Linked DNA regions of Homo sapiens: region 1 is linked to region 2. The links are chromatin loops, found by intact Hi-C in ENCODE. Cell type or tissue: endothelial cell of umbilical vein. All regions are shown on one strand.

Region 1 (5,000 bases), 210 kb after region 2:
TGACCTGTACATTCACTGCATCCCTTTCAACCCATATTCTTCTACATTAATCCATAGGCTCTAAGAACCTAAAGCTTTCTAAACAACTCAAGTCATGGAAACAGCTGTCGGCTCCTTCAGTATAGGTGCCAAATCCTTCCCAGAGTTAAAGTAATAATTCGGATGCCCACCTCTAAATACAAGAACTCCTGACATGTAAGGCATCCTTCCTAACTAAGCCCTTCAGTATTTGTCCACTCTCTTTCACCAATGTCCACTTACAAATTATGCATCATTTTTTTCCGCCTCCTGGATTGCAGACTCCCTGAAGGAAGGAATTGATATGTCCATTTTCTATAAATCTCAAGAAGATCACGTGTTTCTTTCTGAGCATCTAAATGTGTTTATGAACTGTGTGGGTAAATTATGCCTTGGCAAATTAGCAGATTGAAAGTGTTGAATCTCTACATGCCCAGACTTGTAAATTTTGCCACTATTAACTTTTAATACATGTTTTAACTTTTTTTTTTCCTCTTCAAAACTTGGGGTAGTATTTCTCACTGACGACTTCCTTAAGCCAAATTTAACATTTTATAGCTCCAACTGTTTTGGAAGTCAGACAGCCAGACAGTCAAATGCATTAGAAAAAGGCATTCCCAGATTTTCTTTTTCTGTGTCATGTTTATTCCCCTCAAAAGCAGTTGAAAGATGTTTCTCTCCAAGGTTTTCAAAGATCATCTATTCTGTGGATGGCAACTTCACACTCTCAAAGGTGTCCACTATAAAAAGGGAAAAGGAGAGATGTATCGTGAAACTGTCTGGTTAACCCAATATTTGTCACTTTAACTGCTTCTGATGATGCTTTCACTGTGAAACAACACAAAAGGAAGAGTAAAACAGTTGAGACAAGGGGAAGAAATAGCAACTGCCTTAAGTGTCTACCAATTTTACAGGGTCAGCAATGGCCTCTAATTAGAGTTAGCACTGAATCAGCCAGGCATGGTGGCTCACGCCTGTAATCCCAGCACTTTGGGAGGCCGAGGTGAGTGGATCACCTGAGGTCAGGAGTTCGAGACCAGCCTGGCCAACGTGGCGAAACCCTGTCTCCACTAAAAATACAAAAATTAGCCAGGCATCGTGGCGTGTGCCTGTAATCCCAGCTACTTGGGAGACTGGGGCAGGAGAATCGCTTGAACCTGGGAGGCAGAAGTTGCAGTGAGCCAAGATCGCACCACTGTATACCAGCCTGGGCAACACAGCAAAACTCTGGCTAAAAAAAAAAAAAAAAAAATTAGACTTAGCACTGAGTCACGCTTCTTGAGAAGCCCCAGAACAGAGTTCCTATCATAGAGAACCAGAGGGGAGTCTACCCCCAGCACCGAAGATGTATTCCAAACCTTCTAGCAGGGTCCCATGTGAGGTACAGGACTCGGTGAGAGGAGGGGGGCCTGCCTGAGACAAGTGGGGTAGGTAGTCACCTAGAAGACATGTTTTAAGGAAACAAAGACCCATTCACCTACAGATCTGTCTACCACGAGCCTGTCAAATCCAGTTAGAGCCAATCCTTTGGATTAAAAAATATTGGCTCAAACTGGCCTTTTCAATTAGAGGCATGGAAACACACTATGACCTAACTGTCTTTTAAAATCTTAGCACCAACAATTCATTAAGTGTATATCTTTGACTCAGCCACCCATCAAGACTTTGAGACAACACACAGAACACATCATCTTTGGTGGAAGTTGGAAGAGTAAAACACTGCTTGAGATGAAGATGTCAGGGTTGAAAGAAGGCACCAAATAAACAAGAAGTCTTATCAGTGGAGATAGCAAGAAAGCCTGGAAAAGATGGTGCCAAACTGGAAAATATGGTGCTAAAGAGGACAGGAATGGGAATACCAAAGACAAACCTTACTTAGCCATCAGTTTGTCTGCATCAGTACTGTAGAGAGGCTACTAAGGGGGACTATTACAGAAGGAAAACAGTCTGAAAGAGATTATTATAGAGGGAAAGAACTTGAGGAAATTGAAGGATTCTCACACTTTGGAAAAAGTAAATTCTCCTACTCTGGTCCTATTTAATCCACTGTGTGTGTATGTGTGTGTGTGTGTGTGAGAGAGAGAGAGAGAGACAGAGCGATAATTCTTGGAAGCAAACCCTCTCTTTTCTCACCCTGAATTCCATGTTATCACTATTTTACACTGAGTTAGGAGGATCTTCTGCCCACACATTTGTATTATTGCTTTTCTTTTAAGTATCTTAATTCTATAGTAAAATTTGCCATAAAATATTCATAGATGGATGGGCCTAGCTCTTTAGCCATAGGTCCAGCAGGACTTACTTACATTAAATGTACCATGATATTCTAGATGTTTTAGATTATATATCAGAGAGTCAAGTGAAAAATCAGAAAGTGTTTTATGTCTATACAGAATCTTAATGATGTCTTTTTTTTTAAAGTATTATAGGAAGTGTGTTGGAAAAATATTTTGAAAACAGTAGATTTGAAAGCCCCATTTTGCTCACTTTACTCAAGTATCTGCCTCCTTAAGGTTCTAAGATTTGCCATCATCAATTAGCTGTGCAAACCATGCTGACAAAATCCCTTTTAGAATAGTTTCTTTCACCACCAACTTGCTTCAGAGCCTCACAAAATGACTCATCTAAATGAGACGGGTCCTCTGGCCCAAAGGGAACAGCTAAGTGACTGACTAATGTTTTACACTTGGGAGAGAACAGGAAATTAGCTGCATGTTTACTGTGAGGAGACACTGAAGAATTGTAAGGAAGTACCTTTAAATACTTGAGTCCCCAAAAATGTTGCTTCACCATTTGCCTAAATGTTGCTTTTAAGTTGGAAGTGTCTCAGTTTCTAAGTGAGGGTTGGATGGTGTTACTATAAGGCACACAAAATTAACTAATAAAAGTCATTTCAGTTTCAACATTAAAAAAAATGAAAGTCCAAAGTTCCTGGATGAAAGAAAGGAGGCCTCAATTACATTATGACATATTTTACTTTTGTCTCTCTGGTGAGATAGAGTACAATTAACAAGATTCTCTTTCAATTTACAGTTAAGCCAGACATCTAAAACCAAGATGACGATGAAACTTTTCAAGTTGACACATCTTACGAGTTTTGTATGGATTTCAGTGAAATTTTTTCAATGAATTTTTTGAAAGATTGCATGCTTGCCACAAGTTCTACAGTTCATAGGACTGATAGTGTTCTAACCTTTCTTGCCTGCTACAAAATTCCCATGGTCCATACTCTCTCAACCACTGTATAGCTACCATTTATAACCAAAAAAAAGTCACTTTCTAGGTACAGTGTTTTCATAACTTCAGACTTAACCAGATGATCTAGACAAATTATTTTTTTAAAAAAATATTCAGTGAAACCCCTACTAAAAAATACGAAAAATTAGCTGGGCGCGGTGGCGGGTGCCTGTAGTCCCAGCTACTCGGGAGGCTGAGGCAGGAGAATGGCATGAACCCAGGAGGCGGAGCCTGCAGTGAGCCGAGATAGGGCCACTGCAGTCCCGCCTGGGTGAAAAAGCGAGACTCTGTCTCAAAAAAATAAATAAATAAAATATTACACAGTTCTTTTTTATTGATTTTGGTGGGAAGATTTCTACCGTTGATTGTATTGTGTTAGTCTTTTCATCAAAGGACATTTCATTTTCTTTGTCTACCTATTCAGCACTTCCTCATGAAACACTTCACTGCACAGGAATAATAAGTGTTGTCTATTGACTAATGTCAACAGCCAACCCTTCATTATCTTTCCTATTGGGGAAAGAGAAAATATGATTAAATTGAATCTGCTGTTTATCCCAAATTACACTTTTGCTGAGATTTTTTAACATTCTTTGCCACCAAACCTGATGATAACATGCGAAAATTGATCTTTTTTTTTCACCTCTCCCCTGTCCTTTTCTTTGAAGATTCACTGTAAAGAATTTTGTAGACTGTGGACAAATACTGAAATGCCAAAAGCATGTAACCTTTTAGATTAGACCAACAAACAATCACAGACATCATCACATTGGCTTTATCTCATTAGTGTAAATCTATTAAAACAACCACTGAAAGCTACTGTTGCTTTAGATGGATGCTTAGGAGCTAAATTATTTGCTCTATTCACAAGAAGGATTGTCTCCAAAATCCTCCTTAGTTTTGAATAGGAAAGTAGACCCTCATGTCTCTGCAGATTGTCTACACACAATGCACTGGGTCAAGAGTCAAGGATGGCCCTGTCTATTTTTAATTTAGAATAAATGCACAACCAGTTTAGCAAAATGAAATTTGTACTTTTAGTTCTCTATTTTCAGATTTTTCATATGCTGAATGATTTAAGACTTCCATTTGTGCATTCACCTAAAATAAGAGAAAGCTCTCAGCAAAATTTTGAGTAAATAAGTATCTTTAGTATATTCTGTTTTCCTTCTTACTTCCCTTCCCAAGGATCACCCTTATCACCTTTCCAAAATAACAGTCCATCAAGTCAACCCACTATAAACTGAACACCAAACATTCTTCAAAGTTGACCTTTCCTTCATCCCATTCTCCTAGAATTCCGTTAGCTAAGTAATGCAATCTGATACACTATTGTTTTCTAGGGTAACAATGGTTTAATAAATTATTCCTCATAGATGATATATTTGCATTCCAACAGAAATTCTTATTACCTTAAACCCATATTTTCCACACTGTATCTTTGAAGAAAAAGAAGGACATCCTGAAGGCTATTCTGGTGAGTTTCTGACACTTTGAGAAACTGATAATGGAAATACGTCAGGGTTAGGAAAACCTAACATAGTGGACAACAATGCTCAACCTGCCATTTTATTTTTACTGAAATAAAGTGCCAAAGATCACTCAGTGAAAGGGGCACATCATGTGATATAATTCCAGATAGATAGTTCTATTTTCACTCTCATAGAGTTTTCCTCCTCTCCTTAACCTTTCATTTTCTCGCTGCATAAAGTCGCTTCTACCATCTATTGCCTCTGAATCCTTTC
Region 2 (5,000 bases):
AGTAGTACAATCTAGTTTAAGTTGCCTTGTTGGTTCTAAGAGAAAAATTCTTTGGGGTTGAAAATTAGCCCATTTTGTAACACATCTCTGTGTACAATTACTGTTAAAAGTTGAATATGTGAAATCTGGTGGCATAGTAAGCACTGATAGAAATTAGGTTATTTATTAATTTATTATTGATTTGCCTTATGATTGTAGAAAGGGTATGTATTTGTATAATTTAATGACTTAATTACTCTCATTGTAAAAGCTGGATAAAATTATATCTGGTCTATTCACATCATTAGTATATTGCAAAGATGCTTGACAGTGGCACTGATGGCTTTGGGTGGTATGATATTTATCAATTATAATTTTTATATAATTGACATTCCAGTTCCTGTTCTGTCAGTATATATCTGTGTGAACTTGATTATACTTAAATCTTTGTGCCTCAGTTTCCCTATTTATAAAACAAATATGTTGAATTAGATTAATTCTTATTCCTTGGGTTCAAAAATTACATAACTGTAAAAAAGCTTTTGTCCATTATAATTTTTTAACCTCACCTAAAAATGCCCAAATATAAAATAATGATATATGTGCACTTCCTAAACATTCATGTGCACATTTTGCATATACCCAGAATATTGGAGCACACATCTTCGCAAGGAATATAGATTTATATCCTAAATTTGCTTTTGTTTCTAAGAGAAGAGATGAAGAGCTCATACCTTACCACCAGCAAGAATAAAAGCTTTGTTTCTCTCCTCTGTTTAAGTAATTAAAATATCTTTGCTCCTTTACTTTATGATTTCCCATTTTGAGGGTCCCTAGGGGTGAGAGGAGCGCTCATTAAACAACTCATCTCTTTCCTGCCTGAATTCCACATAGAGAACTAACTGATGGGGGCTAAGGTGAAGGAAGTGGCTCGGGAAGAGAGTGAAGGAGGCCTGCCTAGTGTACCCAGAGTTAGGGAGTCTCATCTATCCTCTGCAGTCCCTGCTGGCCAGGAGTGGCCCACACAGGGCACATTGCTGTTCCAGTAAAGCCAACTGCACGGACAAACAGAGGAGCAGCAGAGATCGCAGTGAGCAGCCTCCCTACCCAGGAGAGAAAAGGAGAGCAGAGTTGATCAGGCTGGTCTGGATATTTTCCCCAAATTTACAAAGCCAGTGCGTCACTTCACTTCTCCAGAGGAGAAACAAAATGGGAAAATTGGCCCAGAGGAGCACCAAGACTGTGCTTACGGAAAATCACCAGGAAATGGGAAAATGTGTTCCCTCTAAACCTAGAATCATCGTCACTAATAGCTGTGTTCTCTATAAATAAACTTTTGAAAATTAAAAAAGTATAAAATGCCAAGATATGTCGTGTAAAACAATTTAATGTAACTTTTCAAGTAGACTTGTCTGTAATGAGACCACTCTTGGTTTTAAATTTGCAGATGCTCTTTGCAAAGAAAGTAGCATGTGTTTAACATTTACCTTCAGTATTAACTGTGTTAATACTACCATTGCTTATTTTGACATTTTAGTTTTTAACATTTATATTTGGAGGAATTAAAAAACGACTTGATTTCAAAGGAGGTATAACTCATTTTCACAATCTGAGTTCATGTGAATGTTTTAGAAGAAATTTCAGAAATGGCTTTGAAGTTATCTGAGAAAATGTTTACAATTATGCCATTTGGGAATTACAATTCTATGTGTTGGAATTGTTTCTATGGAGATACAAATTGCTGTACAATGTAGAATGTAGTTTGATAGAATGAGAATGTTAGAATTTTCACAGTGCTTAAAGACTGGTAATTAAACTATAACTAGCAAGGTAAGAACAAAATAACCACATCTTAAGTACAGTTTGACTTTCATGACTAAAGATAAAAATTACAGGGAGGTAGGATTTTATTTCACTATAAAGATGAACTTCCTAACGGTAAGAGCTATCTAAGATTGAAATGGGCTGCCATAGTTAAACAAAAAACATAAAATTACTTGGGGATAGTATTTGAAGGGGAGTCACTCATGCTTGTATTGTACTGCATGCCTTCCAAGATCTCTTCCAATTCTAATACTTGTATTCTATAAGAGCAACAGAATCATGCAATGATGAAAACCTTTTCACCAATTTTTTCTTTTGTATTAGTTAATAGACAATACTAAGAGTACACAGCATGCCTCTGCTTGCAATAATAGAAAAGAACCAAGAACATTTAAAATGGGCTATTGAAGGAGACCATTTGAAATAAATTTTTACAAATTAAGGTGTTAAATCATATCTATTTTCTAAGCAGATTTTTAAAAAAGATCCTTGCAGGATCTTTTTTACTGCTAGTATTCCTTTGTTAGTTCTGAAAAGAGATTCTGTGCATTACTCTGTAAATAGTACTGTATATTACTAAAATTTTATTGGTAAAATTATTTGGCTGATTCTAAAGTTTAGAAGAAAAACACTGAACAAAATTTCCCAAAGAACGGACTGTATTAATTTGAAAGCACAGTCCTGGGGAGTTCCCAAGTGGATGGGTTCTAGTGACCTGGCAATTATTCATCAATTAACCACAGCCACTTATTATCTGTATGAATGGAACAAAGTTGATACACAGACCTTGAGGCAACAATGATCAGGATATATGGCTAGTTTTCTTATTCCATCTCAGAGTTACACTTCAGAAACAAATTTCCTTAATATTTGATATTAAGTGTCATGCCCTCAATGACAACTAGGAGGAGCTGTTTGGTCTCGACTCTGCCTCAGAACTCTTTCCATGGGATCAAACATTGCACCTTGTACTGAATTAACCTTTTGTGTCTTTTGACCACATACGTAAAAGGTAAATAAAAATATATGTATTTTAAGCTCTGTTAAAAAAAAAACACAATTGCTGGCCTCTTGGATAATTAAGAGTTTATAACAATGAAGATTGCTTTGTCCTTTGTTCTCAAGATGCCCTCATGGGCTGTTTTAGAAGGATGACCTGTTCAATTTTCACCTCGGTCATCATCTCTGAGTCCTGTTTTTGCACATGGGGACTTTCAGTGCTCCTTACCTCTTCTTTTAGTTTGAAAATAAAGGGTTTTAAAGTCTCAATCTAGGGTCTGCACTGAAAAACGTCTTTTCTCTCTAGTGGTTATGCTAATGCAAGTTCTCCAATGTTACTCTGCATAACTGAATCACTAACTCTGCATTTCAAAGTGCCAACACTGGTAAACCTGAAAATTTATTAATGTAACAAACATTGTGCTGGAAACAAAAATATGGTTTCTGATCTCAAACATTTTAAGATCACATTGGAGAAAAGACACGAACTGTAATATCTTCACAATTGGTAATAGCAGCAGTTAGAAACAACAGGTTAGGCAGTAGAGGACATTTTCTCTGTCACAGAACTGAGAAATTGTCAACATATATACTTTTTTTGGTGTGTGCATTTTGGGGAGTAAAGAACATGGGGATGAGTAAAATTTATAAACCTTTATTTTTTTGCGTCTTCCTAAAATGTCAAGTCTTTAAGAACCCATCAGCAAATAATATTAGCTTGATCATCCTCAAATAATGTTAGATTGAGTCAAATGAAGTAATTATTTCTGTAGGTCACAACAGTCAATATTGGCAATTTCATATGGTTCACCTAATTTTAAAAAAGTGTGCATTAGTTTTCTTTTTTTGAGACAGAGTCTCACTCTGTCACCCAGGCTGGAGTGCAATGGCACAATCTCGGCTCACTGCAACCTCTGCTTCCTGGGTTCAAGTGATTCTCCTGTTTCAGCCTTCCAAGTAGCTGGGATTACAGGCGCACACCACCATGCTCAGCTAATTCCTGTACTTTTAGTAGAGATGGGGTTTTGCCATGTTGGCCAGGCCTCTGCCACCATGTCTGGTTAATTTTTGTATTTTTGGTAGAGACGAGGGTTCACCATGTTGGCCAGGCTGGTCTCAAACTCCTAACCTCAGGTGATCCGCCCTCCTCAGCCTGCCAAAGTGCTGGGATTATAGGTGTGAGCCACTGCATCTGGCCTTGGGTTAGTTTTCTGGGGCTGTAGAACAAATGACCACAAATCTAGCCCGTTAAAACAACACTCATTTATTGTCTCACAGTTCAGTAGGTCAGAAATCTGGGTGGGCTTGACTGGGTTTTCTGCTTAGGGTCTCATGAGGCTGAAATCAAGGCTGGGCTCCTATCTGAAGGCTCTGGAGAAGAGTCTGCCTCCAAACTCAGATGGATTGTTGGCAGAATTCAGTTCCTGGTGGTTGTTGCCAGCGGTTGTTTTCAGAAACTAGAAGCAGCTCTCCAGTCCTTGCACGTGTTCCCCTCCATCTTCAGGTAGCAGTGGCCTTGTGCTTTGAATCTCTCTGACATTTCCTCTGTCACCAGTCTGAGAAAGCTCTTTGCTTTTAAAAGGTTCATGTGATTAGATTAGGCCCACCAGATAATCTGCTTTTAATTAACACAAAAATAACTAATTAATAACCTTAATTACATCTGCAAAATCGCTTTTGCCACATAACATAACATAATCAAAAGTGCAGTGAGAGGTTGTGTAGTAAAGTGGCTAAGGGCATGGGCTTGAGAATCAGACTATCTGGGTTCAAAGTCATGCTCTATCACTAAATTAGGTGACACTGGACAAAGCTTTTTAGCTTCTCCGTGCTTCTGCAAAACAAGCATCATCTTTAATAACCTGCCTTGTTGGTTGGATTTTAAAGGGATCATTCTTAACAAATATTTAGCAGAGTGCCTGGCACATAATAGTTGCTCAATGAGTAACATTTAGTATTATTATTGTAGAAAAAGAAAATGAGAAAGAAAAAGTGAGAGAAAAGAAAGAAGTGAAAGAAAATTGTTGTAGACAGAGTGATCAAGGAAGGATTTATAAAGGAGGTGAGGCTTGAGTTGGATTAAGGTTAACTGAATTTTTGTAAGCATGAAGAGGGGCAATGTATTCATTCTAAATTATAACAAATTTACCAATAAAAGGTTTGTATTTTGTAGAAATGAGAAACTGATTACATCTGCT

What was found. Peaks named below come from ENCODE experiments on the same cell type or tissue, not always from the same donor. Only the 100,000 strongest peaks of a DNase experiment are listed, where the experiment ranks them.
Region 1: a loop joins it to region 2, with 4 times the contacts of the local background. A loop is called at or near these places in 3 of 110 quality-filtered maps.

Annotation. Positions count from the first base shown.
Region 1 is chr2:215,662,329-215,667,328 of GRCh38, forward strand. The region is part of intron 5 of LINC00607 (long intergenic non-protein coding RNA 607); the gene reads right to left. It overlaps LOC102724861 (a long non-coding RNA gene), which reads left to right. Exons shown (of 8, transcript NR_187737.1): 3 at 3,052-3,117; 4 at 4,655-4,732. Among named protein-coding and RNA genes, the nearest start is that of LINC01614, 53 kb to the right of the region's middle. In endothelial cell of umbilical vein, no CTCF peak of the experiment used is centred here; a DNase peak (open chromatin) is centred at 2,683; H3K27ac peaks cover 1,576 bases.
Region 2 is chr2:215,451,917-215,456,916 of GRCh38, forward strand. It overlaps LOC102724849 (a long non-coding RNA gene), which reads left to right and starts at 1,791. Exons shown (of 4, transcript NR_110607.1): 1 at 1,791-1,809; 2 at 4,976-5,000. In endothelial cell of umbilical vein, a CTCF peak has its summit at 2,702; a DNase peak (open chromatin) is centred at 2,715.